2 separate regions of the Mus musculus genome follow, and region 1 is linked to region 2. The links are chromatin loops, found by intact Hi-C in ENCODE. Cell type or tissue: heart. All regions are shown on one strand. Each heading gives the region's core, and the rest is flanking DNA. Links, peaks and the distances in the headings are about the cores only. Region 1 overlaps Gm41402 (a long non-coding RNA gene). Region 2 overlaps Scn8a (sodium channel, voltage-gated, type VIII, alpha).

The links. Peaks named below come from ENCODE experiments on the same cell type or tissue, not always from the same donor. Only the 100,000 strongest peaks of a DNase experiment are listed, where the experiment ranks them.
Region 1: it touches region 2 in a loop (2.5-fold over the local background); 7 of 42 quality-filtered maps call a loop at or near these places.

Annotation. Positions count from the first base shown.
Region 1 is chr15:101,103,099-101,113,172 of GRCm38, reverse strand. Gm41402 (a long non-coding RNA gene) reads right to left here. Exons shown (of 2, transcript XR_875666.1): 1 at 8,703-10,074; 2 at 7,108-8,011. Among named protein-coding and RNA genes, the nearest start is that of Gm41402, 5.1 kb to the right of the region's middle. In heart, for the core only: a CTCF peak has its summit at 4,717 (motif pointing right); DNase peaks (open chromatin) are centred at 5,082 and 7,572; H3K27me3 peaks cover 439 bases.
Region 2 is chr15:101,041,422-101,051,495 of GRCm38, reverse strand. Scn8a (sodium channel, voltage-gated, type VIII, alpha) reads right to left here. Exons shown (of 26, transcript NM_011323.3): 26 at 5,558-10,074. Fignl2 (fidgetin-like 2) reads left to right here. Exons shown (of 1, transcript NM_001214911.2): 1 at 1-1,304. Among named protein-coding and RNA genes, the nearest start is that of Fignl2, 7.9 kb to the left of the region's middle. In heart, for the core only: a CTCF peak has its summit at 4,666; DNase peaks (open chromatin) are centred at 4,085, 4,715 and 6,775; H3K4me3 peaks cover 1,711 bases; H3K27ac peaks cover 1,392 bases; H3K27me3 peaks cover 7,595 bases.

The DNA of each region.
Region 1 (10,074 bases), core at 1,045-9,044, 61 kb before region 2:
ATCTGATGGTCTCAGGGCCTTGCCTGGAATTCTCTTATTGTTCCTTAGTCACAAGATGGCTGCTCTACCCCAAGCCATCAGAGTCAAATGTGGAATTCTATGCAGTAGGTAGAAAATATCTATGACGTTATAGGCCAGACATCTCTGATCATTTACAGACACCCTATCTACAGCTTTCTTTTTCTCTAGTCACCTTAGAGCTAGCTGCTGTATGGAATCCCAGTGGATGAGCACAGGTGTGTGCACACAGGTGCATGTGCACAGGTGGATGCACACAGGTGGGTGCACACAGGTGGATAGACATAGGCATGTGCACACAGGTGTGTGCACACAAGTGAATGCACACAGGTGTGTGCACACAAGTGAATGCACACAGGTGTGTGCACACAAGTGAATGCACACAGGTGTGTGCACACAAGTGAATGCACACAGGTGTGTGCATCCACATTTAGCTTTCCCATTCTTCCAGAGGTGCATAAGCGCAGGTGTGTCCACGCAGGTGGATGAGCACAGGTGTGTGCATCCACCACATTTAACGTTCCCATTCTTCCAGGGGTGAATGTACCTTAAGGAACAGTTTATTTTGTCTCACAGCTCTAGGGTTCAATCTACCACAACCGAGAGGTTATGGAAGCAGGAGAATGAGGCAGCCTGCTCTACAGAGAGAGTTCTGGGACAGCCAGGGCTACACAGAGAAACTGTGTCTCAAAAAAAAAAAGTAAGAGAAAGAAAGGAAGAAAGTGAGCAAGGATACACCACACTAGTCAGGATGTGAGAAAGAGGAGCTCTTATTCCCTGCTGGCAGGAATGCAAATTGGTAGCCATAATGGTAAGGATTATTCGAGTTCCTCCAAAGGAAAAGGAAAGCTGTCCCACCGGCCAGCCATTCCACTCCTGAGCACATGCTGCAGTCAGCATGCCCAGGCACCCATGCTTCCTGGAACACCGTTCACAACAGCCTAGATAGGGAGCCAGACCAGATGCTCATCAACAGACGAGTGGATGAAGAAAGTGTGGTCCGTGTATGCAAGGGAGCGTTACCTGGCCATTTAGAATGAAGTCATGTGATTTGGGGGAATAATGGATGTAAACAAGACAATCACATTAAGTGTAATAACCCAGATTAGAAAATATCAAGTGATTTTTTTCTTAAATGTGGAATCTATATTCAACTGTATATATGTATATGTATACACACACACACAAAGGAAGGGTCAAGCAGGGAGGAGGAGGTGTCCATAAGGGGCGGGGAGCAAGAGACGCTCAGGCCCTGTGTGGGTGCTTTCTTTCACACGTGGATTTGGATTTAGATCTAACTGAAAGGGAGCCACTTGCAGAGAAGCTGGGAGCGGCAGAGAGCACAGCAGAGAGAGATGGCCGTCACGGGAGCCAAGGACAATGATGCAGAGGAAAATGTCACGATGAAACATTATAAAAACCAGAGTGGGCACGGGTGGATGCGGCTAAGTGGTAGAGTGTTTGCCTGGCAGGCAGAAGTCCCTGGGTTCCATTCTCAGCACCCGCAGATGTTACTGAGAGCATAAAGGCAGGTGGGACCCTGACCTAAGAGGATTACTGTCCTTGGAAGGAAGAAGACAGTAGAAAGCTCTGTGCCTGTAGGAGAAACCGTCACTGAAGACGCAGTGAGGGGATCCAGCCCAGGGCAAGAACTCCCAGTAGCAACCGAGGCTGCGGGGTCCTGAGCCTGGATTCCCAACTGCAATGGATGTTGCGGAATCCTGACCCTGGACTCTCACCAGGAACTGAGGCTGCTGTGCCTGACCCTGGAATCCCAGCAGCAATTGAGGCTGTGGGTTCCTAACCCTGGACTCTCATCAGAAATGGAGGCTGCAGGGTTCTAACTCTGGACTCTCACCAGAAATGGAGGCTGCGGTGTCCTAACTCTGGACTTCACCTGAAACGGAGGCTGCAGGGTCCTGACCCTGGACTCCCGGCCCCTAGAACAGTAGCTTCAGAATTTCGTTCAGGTTCCCCAAGCCGATGACGACCAGATCTAACCTCGTTTTTCCCCACTGACTGAGTCCACTGCACAGACTAAGCCGTTCTCTCTGCCGATTTCTGGTGCCACCTAACCACGCACAAACTTAGAATTCCGTTTAACATTTTGTGCCATGCTGCCAGACCATTGGGGTGGCAATGCTTCTCTGGCTAGATAATGGGGTGAACCCTCCACATTTTAGGATGTTTTACCAAACGAATTTTTATTCTCTTGTATAAAATTGCAAGTAAGATCGTTGAATTCTCTTAAAACTTTAAAAATCACACATTTAGTTATTTAGTTTTGTATGTGTCTGTGTCTTCCAGTGGTCATGCATGCCACAGGGCACACATGGAAGGACTTACAGAAGTTGTTTCTCCTTCCAGGTGGGGCCTGGAATCAAACTCAGGTTGCTGGGCTTAGCAGCAAGCTCCTATATCCGAAGAGTCTCCCCAACCCAACTGTTGAAAACTTTAAATTTTTTAATAAACTTTTGATAGGAATTGCATTGATCTTTGTAGATTAACTGGGGAACAGAGACTACCTATCATTGTGTGCTCACCATGAACCTGGCATACACTCCTAAACCACACACACACTGCTATCTCGTCCAGTACGTTGTCCCTGTCCCCCATGGTACTGGAAGCACAGTTTTGGGGAAGGGACCAGTGCTAGGTGAGTAGAGCCAGAGAATGCCTTGTGTTTCCTTTATGTGGGACACAGCAGATGTCTGGGAACCAGGAAATGAATCCTTGGTAGATATTGAAATGCTGGTCTTGGAGTTTTTAACTTGGGCTCTGGAGATTCAACTAGGGACTCCGTGCTTGCCCAGAAAGCCTTCACTGGCTGAGCCATCTCCCAGTCCCTCAACAGCCTAGGAATCAGGGCATCCTGTTTGGCTCTTTCCTAGGTTTCCCTTATGTCCTTCACTGGGGTTAGCCTTTTTGTCCAGGGTGGTCTTACATACTCACCCTTGATTGCCAGCTTTTTAAGAGTGTTGTGATCCAAGGGCCTTAAAGAACTCGGTTGTTGCAAAAGCATCAGGTGTTCTTGCTCATCTTTGTCTTACACCACATATATGCTGAGTTACATTAGTTATAATCCTTAGTGTCTGACATATCCTCCTTTGCTTTGGGATTAGATCTGAGGCCTGCTCACAGTCAGGAACTCATGCCTAGTACTCTAAACCTGATCAAAAGCCCGCAGCTAGGGAGATCACAGATCCTAAGGGGAGCCGACGACTGTTGTCTTGCTAAGTGAACATGTTGGCAAGCTTCCTTCTAAGTATTTCTGTTTATACACAGATCAGCACTGCCCTCAACCTTGGCCAGAGAAGCCTCTCTCTTCAGTGGGCAGCAGTGACGGCAGAGACTCATGACTGGTCAGAATGTTGGGTGCCCAAAGTGGATCATTTATAGTAAGGCTCACAAGGCTCGGGGAATCTTTTGGAAGAGGAGCCTGAAAGATCTATGCTGCTATGATTGCCTGCTCAAGATCAAACCAATCAATCGGAGTATCAGCACCCCAAAGAGAATACTAACTTGACTCAGTGGGCTGCAAAAAACAAATGAAGAAAAGATAAAAAAGGACGAGGAGGTCAAGCTTGGGGTGCCTGTGGGGGAAGGGGGGCGCTTGCGGAGGAGTGGGGGAGGGAGAATTGGGAGTGGACACCATAATTAAGAAATGTTATTTACACGTATGAACTCATCAAAGAATGCATAAAAGATATTCTACTAAAACAAATAACAGCAACATCTCCTCATAAATCCATAAAAATTGCCAAAAAGGCAATTAAATTCATACAAGAAATACAAATGATCAATAACTATATGAAAAGATCTTTAGTCCTACAAGAAAGTAGCACAAGGCAAATTAAAAACAAACAAACAAACAAACAAAAAACAACAAAAAAAAGAAAGCCAGGCATGTCAGGTGCACGCCTTTAATTCCAGCATTAGGGAGGCAGAGACAGGTTGATCTCTGAGTTCTACATCCAGGGCTACAAAGAGCAACCCTGTCTTAAAAAAATAAAATGGGGGTGGAGGTTGAGTGCTGGGTAATTTTCCAGAGGTTTTGAGTTCAATTCCCAGCAACCACATGGTAGCTCACAACCATCTGTGATGGGATCTGACTCCTTCTTCTGGGGTGTCTGTATTCATATACATAAAATAAATACATTAAAAAAAAGTAACTAAATAGTTAAAAATGAATGAATGAATGAATGAATGAATGAAGGCATAGTGGCACATGCTTTTAATCCCAGCATTCAAAAGGCAAAGAAAAGGATCTATATGAATTCAAGGCTAGTCTGGTCCACACAGTAAGTTCCAGGATAGCCAGGACTAAATAAAGAGATCCTGCCTCAAAACAAATAAACAAAAAAACAAGAATAAAGGGACAGTGGTATAGATCTGTAATGTCAGCAGTTGGGAGGCAGAGGCAGGATGGTAGAGAATGCAAGGCCAGCCTGGGCTACACAAGGACACTTTATCTCATAAGCATAACAGAACAATAATGATACATCTATTTTGGGCCATCAGCTTAGCAACAATTAAATGTAACATTACGTATCCACCCTGTAGAGAAATTCAGTGAGGAAATTTTGGATAGAAGTTGACAGTGTCTACCAAAATAACAACTGTGGCTGGGCTTGCTGGGAAGTTGAGGCAGGAGGATCACAGAGCCAAGGCCAGGCGGCAGGCCAGAAGAGGGCACCAGATCTCATTGTAAGTGGTTGTGAGCCACCATGTGGTTGCTGGGAATTGAATTCAGAACCTCTGGGAAAAGTAGCCAGTGCTTTTAACCTCTGAGCCATCTCTCCAGCCCTGAGAGTTTTGGTTTCTTGAAAAACACAGTTCTGTTATGTGAATATGTTTTTGTTTTAATGTCAGGTGTGGGATATGGGCTGCTTCAGTTTGCCCACAAACATTGACTATACTCTAGGGGAGTGTGATCTTTGCCAACTGCAGTTGGTTTAATTCCGGAGGCTCTGGAGAGGATATAAATTCCAGATCCCTGAGGTGACCTGTGATGACAGCAGCTCCCCCGCTGTTGTGTTTGCTATTGTTGGCGTTGTGGCTTGCTATTGCTGGCTTGCTGGTTGGAGATGTCCTGATGATGGAGATTGGCCTTGCCCCAAGGAACTCAATGCCTCTAATCAGCAGGAAGTAGTCTAGGGAGGTCTATGCACCCTTTCCCCTCTAAACTTCTTCTCCTACCTAGTGCTGGGGGATTGGAAGGGATTAGAGTGGAATAAGGGTTGGAAGAATGGTAGATATAAGAACCCAATAAACTAGCCCCCCCAAAAATGCCACACACCAACAAAAGTACACATTTACCTAGAAATCCTGCCTCTAGGAACCTTTTCCACAGCAGCACTTACATATATGAGCAGAAGTGTCTGGTATGGAGCTCACAGCGCTGTTTGGGGGACTGTGGCTTAGTGGCCCTGTGCTGAACTAGCAGGTGTGAAGGGCTCTGTTGGCTCCGCTGGGGGTGAGGGAGGGGAGAAACTATTACTAGAAGGATTGGAGCAGTATGAAGAGTATGTCTCCACCATAAAAGAATACAGGAGGCTGGAATGATGCAAAGCACAAGGACTTGGGTTTGATACCCAGAATTCCTCACACAAAAAAAGCCACGTGAGATGGTCTGTGTGTGATGCCAGCATCAAGGAAGTGGAAATCCACGGATTCCTGGGGGCTCCTTAGCAAGCCAGCCTGATGACTTGACAAGCTCCAGGTCAGAGAAAGACCTAGTCTCAAACAATTGGTGGAATAACATCTAAGTTATCCTTTGGCCTCTTATGTCCTCTCTCTTTCTCTGTCTCTCTGTCTGTCTCTGTCTCTCTGTCTCTGTCTCTCTCTCTCTCATACACACACACACACACACACACACACACAAAGATTAAGGGCTGGGACAGGAGCTAGAAAGATGGCGCAGAGAGAGGCTAAGAGTCTTGGTTCCTCTTGCAGAGAATCCGGGTTTGGCTCCTAGCACCCTATGGTGACTCACAACCCTCTATTACTCCAGCTTCAGAGGATCCCATGGCTGCTTCCAAACTCTGTGGGCATCAGGCCCACAGGTAGTACACATACATCCATGCAGGCAAAACACACATAAAGCATTTTTTAAAAAAGTTTATTTATGGGGGACTGGAGAGATGGCTCAGCGGTTAAGAGCACTGTCTGCTCTTCTGAAGGTCCTGAGTTCAAATCCCAGCAACCACATGGTGGCTCACAACCATCTGTAATGACATCTGATGCCCTCTTCTGGGGTGTCTGAAGACCACTACCGTGTACTCACATACAATAAATAAACAAACAAATTTTTTTTAAAAAGTTTTTTTAAAAAAGTTTATTTGTTTGTTTATTTTATGTGAGAACATTGTAGCTGTCTTCAGACACCCCAGAAGAGGGCATCATATCCCAATACAGTTGGTTGTGAGCCACCATGTGGTTGCTGGGAATTGAACTCAGAACCTCTGGAAGAACAGTCAGTGCTCTAAATCGCTGAGCCATCTCTCCAGCCAGGAAAGCATGTTTTTAAAAGTTTTTACTTATTTTTATTTTATTTTATTATTTTTAGAATAAGGGCTGGGAGTGTGGCTCAGTGGCTGAGTCTAGCATGCACTAGCCCTGAGTTCCATTTCTGAAAATGTGCACACACAAAAAGAAACTGAGATCCGTAAGGAATGTCTTGTCCTGAAAATTCCTGTGAGCTAAGCTATGCTGTTAATCTATTGGAAGAAGTAAATGTAAGGACACACACTTGCAAACACACATTCTATCTGGAGCACGCGTGTGTAAGTGTGAAGTGGGTGCTTCTCTTGTGAATGACTAGAAAGGGGTGCAGCAGTTCTCATCACTGGCCACACAAGGATTCTGAGGCACTTGTCTGGGGCACAGCCCAAACAAGAGGATTTCAAAGCTCTCCTGGAGAGTTCGAATGCAGGCCAAGGCTGGCAGCCTCTGCTCAGAACAACGCCCACTAAACAGGGCCGAACGCAGAGGCGGTTGGTGAGTAACATGCAGGATTCATCGGTTGCCTTTTGAACTTGAGTGACGTTACTTAGATAATGGTAAAAAGAGAAAATATTAAGCCAGGCAGTGGTGGTACATGCCTTTAATTCCAGCACTTGGGAGACAGAGGCAGTTCGGGGGTGGCCTGTTCTGCGGAGCGAGCTCCAGAACAGTCAGGGTTACACAAAGACAGTCTCAAACCAAAACCGAAACCAAAACAAGACAAAACAAAAAACCCCACAATACATTGCTCCTCTCTCTACATTAACCGTGCCCTTGGCTTTTTCTTCACCTTGGACATCTGCCACCTGCATCCAATTGGGTTAACAGGTCAGCAGACAGAAAGCCCCGCCCATTTCTCCTAGGTCCGAAGAGAAAGGAGCGCATGCAAGTGGCCGCTGAAGGACAAGGGAACGTCAGCCTGTGTGGAAATGCTTCGAGGACACTAAGCTAGTGAAAGGACATTTGCTTTGTAATTCTCTTCAGTGGTCCAGAGCAGGTCACCTCTTGCCTCCAGTGAGCATCCTGTTTCTGTCAGGTCATGTCCAGCCGCTAGGGGGAAGCCATGAGCAGGAACAGTCAGCGCCCCTGAGCCTCAGAGGTCCAGGTCTGTCACAGAGAGGTTGGTGAGGATTCTGTTCCCCTCTGTCAGCCACGTCCATGTCCTGTGTCCTGTCCAAGTTTCCTCCCCGAGGAAAGCAGCACTCTGTCGGGCTCCATGCCCTTCTCAGCTCCATGCCTTTCTTGGTTCCCAGCATGGGTCTTGGCCTTGCCTGTGTATGTCTCCATCACAGAGATGGTGGGAGGAAAGTGTTGGTCAGACCCCAGGTGATACATGTTCATTTCAACCAACGGTCATAGAGCTTCTGTATGGTGGCCCGGAGGTCCAAAAGTGTTACAAACTGTTCTTTGTCTTTTCACTGTTGGTTCTGACGAAAGTTCACCTTACTGTCCATACTAATTTTTCTTCAGCTTCATTTTTGCTAATAACCTATATGGGGTAGGGGGAGTCACATTTGAAAGTTAATGGCAGGTCATGTCTGAGATCCTAGAACTTGAAAGGCTGAGACAGGAGGGATGCTGTTAGTTAAAGGCCAGCCTGTGTTATAGAGTAAGATTCTCTTTCTGTCTCTGTCTCTCTCTCCCTCTCCCCCTCCCTCCCCCTCCTTCCCTCCCTTCCTCTCTCTCTCTGTCTCTGTATGTGTGTCCGTGTGTCCTTTCATTTTAATTTAAAATGTTGTTTAGAATTATTTAATGTGCATGAGTGGTCTGATGACATGTCTATATGTGCACCACTTGTGTGTCTGACATCTGCAGAAATCAGAAGAGAGCATTGGATCCTGTGTAACTGAATGTCTGTGAGCCACTATGCTGGGTCTGGGAACCAAACCCTGAGCCTCTGAAAAAGTACCAAGTGCCTCTAAGCACTGAGCCATCATCTCCAGCCCCAGGACCCCAAGATGCTCTCTCTTAAAATGTGTGTGTGTGTGTGTGTGTGTGTGCATGTGTGTGTGTGTGCATGTGCGTGTGTGTGCATGTGTGTGTGCATGTGTGTGTGCATGTGTGTGCATGTGTGTGTGCATGTGTGTGTGCATGTGTGTGTGTGCATGTGTGTGTGTGTGCGCGCATGTGTGTGTGTGCATGTGTGTGTGTACATTCCACATGTATGTTTAGGTACCCACAGAGGCCAGTGTGGATGGTGAGATTAGATCTTGGGTTATCTGAGAGGGCAGCAAGTGCTCTTAACTGCCAAGCCATTTCTTCAGCTGCCAGCACTGTCTCAGCTCTAATGCTTTCCAAAGCCAGGCTCAATATGTGTAACAACCTGGGTTTGATCCCCTGATTCTCCCACCCTGTAAAAAAACATGAGAGAGAAAGAGAGAGTGTTAGTTCAGTGTCTTCTCTTTCAGTTTATCCTAGTTCTCTGATGCCGCTCACTGGCTGGCTCTCGCCACCTCTCTAGCCATCTAACCACCCTCTACTAAGCCTGAGAACTCCATCTGGGTGAGGCTTGGTGCTGATCTGGCTGCGCCCTTCCTCTTCCTGGCCTGGGATGCTCTCGTGTGTCTGTCTGCATATGGGATTCAATCAGATGGGGAAGTGGACACTTGGTGGCTGTAGAAGCAATTCTATGGGCAAAGTACCGAGGAAGGAGCTGAGTGTGGTTTGGAACACAGGCTCCATCAAGCAACCAAATTCATGTTTACCACATCTGTTTTCTCTCTTCTGAAGGCTATTCCCAAGAGCAGGCTATAGGTAGACTTGATGGCAGATTCTGCTGGGGCCACAGGTCAGTACAAAAATGGCCTCACCCAGTTTAAATATTAGGCCGGGGACGGGACCCAGCAGGGTGGGGCAGAGAATGGAGGAGATGACCTCTGACCCCAACTCTGGCCCCTTCTGGGGGTCCAGTGTGATCTGCCATAGGTCATGTCCCCTACTCCCCAACCGTGATCTACATCACAATGCCGACAGCTCATAACTCAGGGCTGGCCAGGGAAGTCTGGGATTGATTTAGGGTTGGCTCTGATTAGCCCACCCTCTATGGACGATGGTCCTGGGGCGTGGACAGGAGCAAGGGTCATGGGTGAAGTTCAGTCAGGAAGGTCCTCAGCATCATTGCAGTGCACCTGTGACAAGCCCTTCAGCACTCCCCATGGGGAAAAGGGAGGGGTCTCTCAGACACTTTCCAGGCTCTCAAGACCTTCTCTCTGCTTAGCTCAGCCCTGGCTGGTGGGCACTCAGGGGCAGCATCGTCAGGACTCGGGTACCAGGAATCTTAGGAAACAGAAAGCCTCGTCACCCACCAAGAGGACAGTCAACAGACTCTGTGACAGCCCCTTCACAGGGCCACCAGACTCACTTAGGCTGAGCAGCTTGGTCCCCAGCCTGCATGCCAGAGGCTATAGCCCTTCCCCTTTAGCACATTTCATGATCCTTTCCCATTAGCTCATTTCACATGATACTTTGTATCCAGCCAATATTCTCCACAGATGTCAGTGAAGAATGTCCTCTGCTCTGTGTCCTTCAACCCAGTCTCATCTTCCTACTCAT
Region 2 (10,074 bases), core at 591-8,590:
GCTTTCTCCCCAGGCCCAGCTTGCAAGCAAGAGGATGGGGCAGAGGCTCCAGGGGGTGCTGCTTGCTGCCTTCTTACCATTCTTCCCCGTGGGCCCCAGTCCTCAGCTTCCGGTGGTCTGTGAACCTTGCAGAGAGTTGGGGTGCTCTTGTCCATTCAGCTGGGCAGAAGGTTCTCAGGCCATCTGACTGGAAGCAGGTTCTGTCAGAGGTGCTCAATAACAGGCTAAGAGGATTGCCTCTGGCGTGAACGTGGTCTAGCCACAAGTCTGGCTGGACACAACATTGACTACTAGGAGCCAGGCACCCTGTGACGAGACAGAGCACTGCCCTGGAAAGGGTTCTGTGTCTCTGTGTGGGGTGTCTACTTGTCCCCATGGAGCTCTGGGTCTAAACTGAGGGCCTGGAGGGAACTGGGTGCTTTCCTGTGACGTTAGTCCAGACTTCTCTGCAAACCACATCCCTCCTGCTCCTTCTCTTGATAAGGCTCTTTGGTCCCCTCAGGCCATTTCACACTCTTTGGTGCAAAGAAGGTACACCCCCTATCTTTGTCCCACCTTAGCCCCCCTACCCCTTGCCCCTACAGCTCCTAGATCCCTTCATGTTCTAGATGCTGAGAATACCATGAGAGACATGGCAGGAGCAGGGGCAGGGTGCTGAGGGCAGGTGTGAGGAGTGTGAACAGGAGAGCTACTATGTCTCCTTCATCCTTGTTCTCTCCAAGCCTCTCTCTGGAGCCAGCCGACCAAGTACAGGGCTTGATGCTTCAGAGCAAGTGGCCCAGGGTGATACTGCAGATGATCCTCGGTGGGGCCTAGAGTAAGGGAGTTCTCTCAGGTCTGGGGTGGGGGTGGGGATACCGGTGCAGGAAAGTGGGGGGGGGGTGGGCTGGGTTAGGAGTACATGGACCCACCGCTGGGGTCCCCACACTTCCTTTGCTGGGCTCTTTCTGTTCCCGGTTTGGAAGCTTTGCACAAGAAGACAGCCCCCGGCTGCAGCACCTACCTCACGAGCATGGGGCAGGATGGCAGGGCGGGTCTAGCCCTAGCAATGTTGGGGGGCATACCAAAGAATCCAGGGATGGAGCGCAGGGGAGGGCACACCGGCCCTCCACTCCCTCTGCTAACATTGGGTTGGGATCCTCTCTCGGTTGTAACCCATTTCTACCTCATTTTGCTGTGTGTTGTACATGGACATATTTATCTCCTATCTGATGATGTTCTGCAGTTGTGGCCTGTCTACCTCAGAAGACACTGTATTTTAAAAGAAGATATTACACAGTATTAAAGTTATGATGTGTGGCATCCAGAGGATTTCTTGTGGGTAGTGGGATATGGGGAGTGTTGGCTACTTGGGTCTGTCAGTCTCCTGGCTGTGGTTCTGAGTGTTTCTGTTCCTTGGGACTGGAAGAGGAAGAGGGGCTCCCAAGAGCAGGGCAGTAGCCCTGGGTGAGCATGATGAGGGTCATATTTGTCTTCCACAGGGTGGAGGGCAAGGTTTGGAGACATCTGAAGCCAAGTCCTGCGGGCCACATGAGATCTTTTGCCCATTTCCACCCTGCTGTTCAGTCCTGGTTATCACTCACGGTAAGAAGCCGTTGCGGGAAAAATGTTGTGGGAAATAATAAAAAGAAGAAGGAGGAGGAGGAGGAGGAGGAAAGAAAGAAAAGAAAAAAAAAGAGAGAAAGAAAGAAAAGAAACCACCAAGTTCCTGAGCTCCAACCACTTACTCTCTGCCCTCCAATTCTCCATCAAGGCCAGAGCTCCCGAGTTACCTTTGCTGCTATGCCAGCCCCATGCAACGACTGTCCACCCCACGGTCAGCCTCCACAACACCCAGCAACCCGGTAGAAACAAAATTCTAGAAGCTTATAATTAAGGAGTCGGATTTACGTGTCAATAAATTTTCAGTTCACAAGATGCCCACACAATAATTTCAGGGCCAATCGATAATGTTACAAGCTGCCCACCTAGATTAGACAAGCAATCCCAATTATTCTTTCCTTTATGATGTCATATCTACCTGTGGCTATTCAAAGCCATGCTGCTTCAGGATCTTCTTCCTGTCTGTCCTCCATCTTGGTTTTTTCCTCTCCTCCTCTGAGTCCCTCTCTGTCCCTGCAACTCTTCAGGCTGCCTCCCTTTCCCCTGTCCAATCACAGGCCTCCTGCTGCACTAATATTTTAATGTAATTGGACAGGGAAAATCCTGCCACAGAAAAATTAGGGACACCGTTTAAAAGTTCTGTGGAGAGGCAGGTCCTTGCCTGCCACACACAGCTGGACTCTTAAAAATGTACCATGGGCCAAGGGAACAGTATTCTTGGCTCTCTCTCTTAGGGCTCACTACAGGTTCACAGAGGCAACACCAGAAGCAGCCTCTGGGGGCGGGGGTGTGTGTGTGGGGGAGACAAATGCATGTATTTCCAGGATTCAAAGAGCGATAACCTCTTGGTTTTTGGCGGTCCAGATAAGCTCTCCCGCAGTTTGCCATGTACCTAGCATTTGAAGACATCGTGGGAATGCCAAATCAAGCCACCTCCCCAAATTGCCAGGGGTACCCCTGAGAATTCACAGTGGGGACAGCCTCGCAAACAGAGCATGTGTAACTATAAAAACTAGGTAGGGGTGCTGGGGGGAGGGCCCTAGGAGTCTTCTCACGGCTGACACAGTTGTTTGATGGTGACACAGTCACCTGGAACTTGGCGAGTAGACCCTAGAATCTCTGCACTCATTGGAGGGATGCACTGAAGGACACATGGCTTCTCTTAAGAATGCCCAAGAGAGCTGGGGAAATGGTTCAACGGGTGCAGTACCATGCAAGTGTGAGGATCAGAGTTTGGATCCCCAGCACCCATGCAAAGCTGCATCGCTGGGGCAACTCAGCAATTCCAGCCCTTTGGAAGGCAGAACTAGGTGCTCCCTCAGATTAAGATGGCTAGCTGGGCTAACCCTATCAGTGAACTCTGGATTCAACTGAGAGAGTCTGACTTTTAGTAGGGAGGGAAGGGATAGAGCAGGTTTGCCTCAGGCCTGTACAGATGCACACACAGGGCTCCACACCACACAGAGTGGGGAGGGGAAGCGGGGAGTAGTCACAAATGGCAAGTCAGGAACCTTCCCAGGTAGGAGGGCTAGAGGCCAGCAAAATGTGGAGGCTGGAGAGAGTGTTCTTGGCACCATTCATATTTGTCAGAAGAGCATAAAATGGAGGCGAGATTGTGGAGACCTGAGGCTAGAGGAGTCAGGCGAGACTAAGCTACCCTTAAGGCCTGGTACACTACAATGAAGCCTCGACTTACAGGCGTATAGGTAGCTGTGGCTAGGGGACTGGTTCACAAAACTTCACACAGGCAGTCAACAGGCCTTTCCTGAAACTTGGGCACTAGTCAGTGTTGGAGCAACGTGAAGACTTCCTTCTCATGGGCAGGGCAGTAAAAAGATCTAACAGCAGCGTGTTGGGTGTGATAGGGGGCCGGGGATATGTGTGTGTTGACTGTGCTTGTACGTGGCTCCCAGAAGGGATGAGACAGTAGGGCCCACAGTCAAGCCACCTTGGGAAATGATGTGAGATAAGTGTGGGCCCAGTGTGTGGATGGGGGAACTGGGAATTTGCTCAGATTTAAAATGAGGGTTTAGACTAGCAGTCATACGTGCTAGCAGGCTAACAACCAGGCATGGGAGACCTTGACTGAATATGGACGCTGATAGTGAGCAGAGGGTCCAGGGCTTCTGTTAGAGGGCAAAGGGTGGTAAATGAATTAGAAGAGGTTGGGGTATCAGTGGGGTTAGAGTAGGCACTTCAATATAAGGTCCAGATTCCTACCCAGTTCCACAGCCATTGCTGTGGGTTGGGTCACCAGTTCCTGCCCTCCATAAGGTGGAGGGGGTGGGAATGGGGAGCTGCAGGGGTGGGGGAAGGAGAGCTGCTGGGAACCTCGTTCCTCTGGACCCTGAGCAGTCAGATCTGCGCCCCCCCCCCTAGCTGAGTTGTCTCTGCCTAGAGCGTTCAGCTTTCCACAAAAGTTCCTCGCCTCTACGCCACAATCTCCAGTCTTGCAACAGAGCCTCGGCATTCGAAGCCCCTCCCTCAGGCCGAGTCATGGTGTGGGCGCTGATCCTGGCCCTCTGTAACCGGTTGCTGCCCCTCACGAGCGCGCTGGACGCCATGGGCCCCCACACAGCAGTCCGCCTGGCGGAACTGCTGACCCCCGAGGAGTGCAACCACTTTCGTTCACTCCTCGAGGTACCCGAGCCCGACCTGGACAAGGAGTTGGCCCGGTTATCTGAGGACTTGCTGGCGACGCCCGAGCCACCCGCATCCCGGCGTGGGGCGCAGGACTCGGTGGGACAACAGCGGCGGGCGGCAGCGGAGCTGGTCCGGCTATCTGCGGACCGGCGGGCAACGCCCGAGCCACCCACACCCTCGCTTAGGGCGCAGGACTCGGTGGGAGAGCCGCTGCGGGCCACAACCGCGCAGGCTTCGGAGGGGAGGGAGGGCACATCCGAGTCCAGTGAGGTTTCTGACCGCTGCCGCGAGGCGCTGGCAACCTGGTTGGCCGCTCAGGCTCCGTCCCTGTCGTGGGACCGCGTGGCCCGAGCCCTACGGCGCAGTGGCCGCCCGGATGTGGCACGGGAGCTGGCCAAGAACCTCCACCAGCAGGCGACGTTGCAGCTGCGGAGGACCGGCGCAAATTACCTGCAGCAACTCCTGGCCCCAGCCCCGGCCCCGGTCCCGGTCCCGGTCCCCGCCCCCGTCCCGGGTCCCGCCCCCGGTCCCGCCAGGGTCCCTGTCCCGGCTCCGCGTGCTCGCCGCGCCGCCGCCCCCGCGCCTGACTGGGACAAGCTGGATCTGATCATGGAGCGCCTGCCGCAGCCCCCGTACACGCGCAGCCTCTCAGCCTGGGTGGGGCCGCTGGCGCTCGGCCTTTTTGCCGGCTTCCTGGGAGCGCTGTGCACCGGGGCGCTGATCACCGTGCTCACGCTGTGGATCACCGGCGACAACCGCGACGACGACCCGGCGTGGCCTCGTGCCCGCGGCCAGGCCGCCGCCTCCCGGCCCAGGCCGGCTCGGACGCCCTGCAGCTGGGAAACGGAGCCGCTCCTGCCTCGGTCCTGGGCGCCGCAGCCACCCTTGCCCCTCTGCCCGTCTCTGTGAACCGCTTGACGGCGGCGCACCGCTATAAAGTTTCCTAAAGCGGAGGAGGGAGCAGTCTGTGGCTGCTTGGATGGAAGTGGGGACAAGGGAGCTGGCCCGGGGTCCCCAGCGTTTCCCAGCGCCCGCGTGCCCCTGCTTTTGGATACTCTCTCGTCTGTCTGCTGTGTACCAGGAAACTGCTCCCTACTCCTTAGAGTCACAGTTGGCCTCTTGAACTGGAGTTGTGTGACTTGCAAGGCCGCGTGCCCGCGCATAGCACCACTCAGTCATTCGGGCCACTTTCCCACCCACCTCTGAGGGACGAGTCAGCCCTACCTGGAAACCAAACCCCGGAGTGTCTGTTGCCAGGGAATCCTAGAGTTAGGGGCCTGGAGCGAGAGAGCCATGACAGAATGACAGGCCATTCCAAGAGGAGAGTTGAAAACAAGATTGACGTAACCCTTTATTGCAAATTCTAAAGTAAAAAGATGTACAGTACAAAGTAAAATTGAAAATCCAGACTATAAACTTCCAATCCACTTATACATTCTCATTTCTCAAGCATTTCTGCCATTTCCGCATTAACAGAACAGGGAACGAGTGGAGGGGTAAGGAAGGAGATACAGCAAAGGGAAAAATCAGAAGAATCACAAACCCCAGAAGCAAGTGCAAGGAAAGACATTTCTCGACCTGCTGTCCTGGTGATGAGAAGCGGGGGGTGGTGGAGCAGTGCAGTTTAAAATGGCTCTCAGAATAGCAGCGTTTATGGTACTAGTTCCTCTTCCTCAAGTCCAAAGAATACTTTGCCCTTCCCTGGCGCCTTTGTCTCTGTATCTCAGAACGCTTTACAAAACATCTAGTTAAAGCCTCACAACACCCCTGTGAGGTAGGTCAGTATTATTACCCCCATTTTACAGATGGGGAAACTGAGGCACAGAGAGGTTAAGTGACTTGCCCAAGGCCACACAGCGAGCCAGTGGTCAAGCTAGGGATGGAACACAGTTCTGTCCCTCTTCTGGAACCACTGGACCACGCTCCCCTTTACCTATGTACATTCTTCACACACACACACACATACATGTGCACACCTGCCCACTTCACCCCACTTAGCCTCTATGTACAGCAAACAGCAGTGGGGTCAGGGGCAGGGGTGCCTCAGGAGTGTTTTAATGGAGGAAATCTTGGCAGTCTTGAGAAGAGGCAAGAAGCACAGGCCGGGGTGCAAGTCTTGTCCTCTGAACCCAGACTTCCTCTTCTCCTGACCCCCCTGGCTGACTGACGGCAGCTAATTCTTTAGGGGGCGGGGGAGTACCTGAAAATGAAGGAAGCTTTTTGCAAAACTTTGGGCAACATCTGAGAAAAGAAAGAGGCATCGTTCCAGAAGATGCCCAGGGTTCAGGTCACCATGTCCGGACCCATGGCAATTTCACCTCCACAGAAGGCCTGGAGGCTGGAGCTGAGGGACAAGGACAGGGACTGACCTACCAGCCGACTCTCTCTAGTTCAGCTACTAGAGTGGACTAGAGTGGGCACTTCAAGATCCTCCTGAGTGTTCCTAGACCAGGAGACATGGCCTGGAGAGGGATGTCCCCAAGGGATGCCCCCTCCCCTGCACAAATGTGAAGGGGACAGCCCCAGTCTGCCGGTCTGATAATGGGAGTGGATGGAAGGCAGGGCCAGCACGAGCTGGTGGACTGGAAGCTGCCGGGCAGCGTGCTTGCGCTAGCCTTGGGAGGTGGGGGGTCAGGAGAGGTTTTTTTTTTTTCTTTCTTTCTTAAATCATAACCATGAACAAGGCAGAAGTAAGGCCAGACCAGCTAGGTTGGTTGAAGTCATCTCTGGGGGGCTCTGCTGGGTGGAAACGGTGAGGGAGGGGGGTCCAGTCTAAGGGGTAATGCCACATGCAATCAGTAAGCAGGGACCTGGGGGGTCAGGACCTGGCTTTTCTCTGCAGTACCTACTTAGAATTGGGGGGGGGGGGCTCTGTTTTCCTTTCTCCTTCCCCAAAGCTCCAGGGTCCCAGTTCCCAGACCTCAATAACTGGAAAGTCAAACAGACACACAGCAAGACGGGCTTCCCTTGTGTGGTTAAAAAGGGCCGTATTTTTTGTTTGTTTGTTTGTTTTGTAAATTTTGTTTCCTTTTGGCTAATAGTGATTTACTTTTCTAAAGATCAGGTATCGTTTAGGGCAGCATCAGGCTCCATGCACTCACTAGCACACTATGGGTCTCTTACAGTTTACGTGGGTTGTGGTGATGAGAGAAGCCCTTTGGGCACTCTATGTCGCTTCAGGGGCCCTGAGGGGGAGCTTGTCTCTCTGTGCGCAGCTTCAGATGCCCAAGTGGCTCATTTCCAGATGGTGAGAGCAGATCACTCAGACTCGGCTTTCCTGCTCCCACCCTCTGCCCTGTGACTCCCAGCCTCTCACCCTAAGCCACAGGGAAGTTAAGGAAGAAGGGAGTGTTTTCACACAACCAGTAGTCATGGCGACTACTGCTCAGGGGCTTTGGCTCTGCGTTTTAAATGAACAGCATCACATGACTTTTTGCTTTTTTGTCCTTTTTATTATTATTATTATTATTTTTAAAGGAGGATCGTGGAATATAAATACTGCACCAAGGACCCGGCTACAAAAAATAAATATTTATATTATATTTATATATCTATATATATATGTGCAGTGGTACTGGCTGCTGCCGCTCTTTGACAGGCTTCATGAATATTTGGCAAAGCCCTGCCACTTGCTCACGCAATGAGGACGCAAAACAAAACCAAACCAACCAAAACCTGCCGTAGCTGATTCTTTAAGGTTCGATGCCTGTTAACTGCGGGTGTGAACTGCTGGTGATGGTGTGGTTCACAAGAAAGGATCATGGAGTGGGACAGAGAGAGCGAGGCGGGCAGAGAGTGGCTGGGTGGACAGATGGAAGGTGAGGGGCATTGCTGGGAGAGGTCTGATCAGAGTGAAAGTTAGAGCAAGCAGACTCGGAGGTGGCTTCTTCCCTGCGAGGCTGTTGGAGGGTGTGAGAAACTGAGGCACAGCCTGCTGGGCTGGGTCAGGAGCTGGGGTAGGAGGGTCAGATCTAATCGCTGAACATTACTAGCATGGCGCTTGGTGTTCCTAGCAGGATCAAATAGCTGTTGCCCATCTCAAGATCTAAGAACAATGATTGAGTTTAGCCAAATCTTGCATAGAAGTGGTTAGAATTTATTGCACATTGGAACAAAAATATATATATATTTTGTTGTTTTGGAAAATACCATTAGCAATAAAAAATTTTTTGTCTGTCTGTCTGGTTAGGGGTATACATTGGCTGACAGCTTCTAAATTCTAAGAAGAAAGGAAAGTATAAAAAATAAAAATAACCATGACAATGGCGTAAGCCAGAAGCCATTTCCTATTTAATAAGTTAGTAATTTGTATTTACAAAAAGGCATGCCAATAAAATAAAATTATATATTACAGTATTTATAATTCTCTTAAAAAGAATAACCACAGGTCAGCTCCTGTTTTGTGCTGTTTGCGATGTTGCCTGCAGGTGGCGCTCTAGAATTGTCCTAGCTGTGGTGACACGGACACACTCTCTGAGCTGGGAGAGTTGGACAGTGTCTACCGGTCCAAGAAGATAGAAAGCTCTGCTCACTGACTGGCTGTGGTTTGTTCTATGCAAAACTAGTCAGGTGGACTGTGAGATTACATCCAAAGTGCTTCTACTGCAAGGCGGACTGGTGCATCTGATGTGTCTACTGATGGGCCACTCGATTCCCTCCATACTATGCTCAGGGAGAGTTTGTGTTGATTTGGTTCAGAGAGACTTTCTGGCATTCGAGTGCAGCATCTTGGCTTTGAGACCTTGTGGTCAGCTGAGACACCCTGGACTAAGAACTGTCTTCTATAAAGTGGGGGATGGAATGGAAGATATGACGCCCCTCTAGAAGCCATCCCCCAACAACAGTGGGCAGGCCACTAAGCAGAAAGCAAGGTGAGCTGAAAGGAAAGGCCAGGGGAAGCTGTGACACCCTAAAGAATGACTACTGAGTCCCTTTCTCACAAAAGCCGTCGTAGAAACAAGACCAAGTGGGCTCTGTCCAGAGGCAGCTCCATCTTTCCATCAGGTCCTGTTAGAGAGCGTTATTCTACAAATGGAAGAGCCTACAGCCTTATCTCAGCCAACACTGCTGTCCTTGCCAGCCCTGAGCGGCTGGGAAGGGGAGCCCTGCTGGCTGGAGGGATATGGCAGAAGCAGGAAGAACCGTGCAGCCAGGAGCTTGTGACAACCCCTCTGCAGGACAGGGCAGTTCAGAATATCTGAACCCCTTTCCGTATCTACCTGAGCCTGGAGAAAAGCAGACAGACATGACACTGAATGCAATAAGCACCCCAAACCCCCCACAAGGTTTCTGTAAGCCCCCCAAAGGCCCCCTAGAGGTAACATGCTACAATACATAGCACTTTTATCTCTACCCCAGGGTCAGTTCTCCAGGATGAAGGCTAAACAATCAACAGGATATTGCAAGATACAAATGAACTCTTTTTTCTATTAGTATTTTTCTTTTTTTTTTCTTTTTTCTTTTTTTTTTTTTTTTTAGCCCTAGGATTTGGTTTTACAGTGACATTAATAGTACAAGCCATTCGGGGCCAGAGTCTCCCCATGTATTGGACAGAGCAGCAAAATGTACGACAATGGCTGTATGTCAGAGATGTCTGTCAAACATGTATATGCAGCGGATCCATCTGCTTGTTTGGTTGGGTTGTTTTTGTTGGTAGTGGTCAATTGGTTAATTATGTCTCCCTACCCAGAGGTGTATGAAAGACTTGTACACTGAGAGGATTGCAGCCGGTATGGAACTCTTACCATTTCTCCAAATACAGTGAACAGTGCAGGGCTGGGTCCTGTCCGAAGGCTGAGCCAATGCGAGGGACAGGATTGCTAGTGTCTG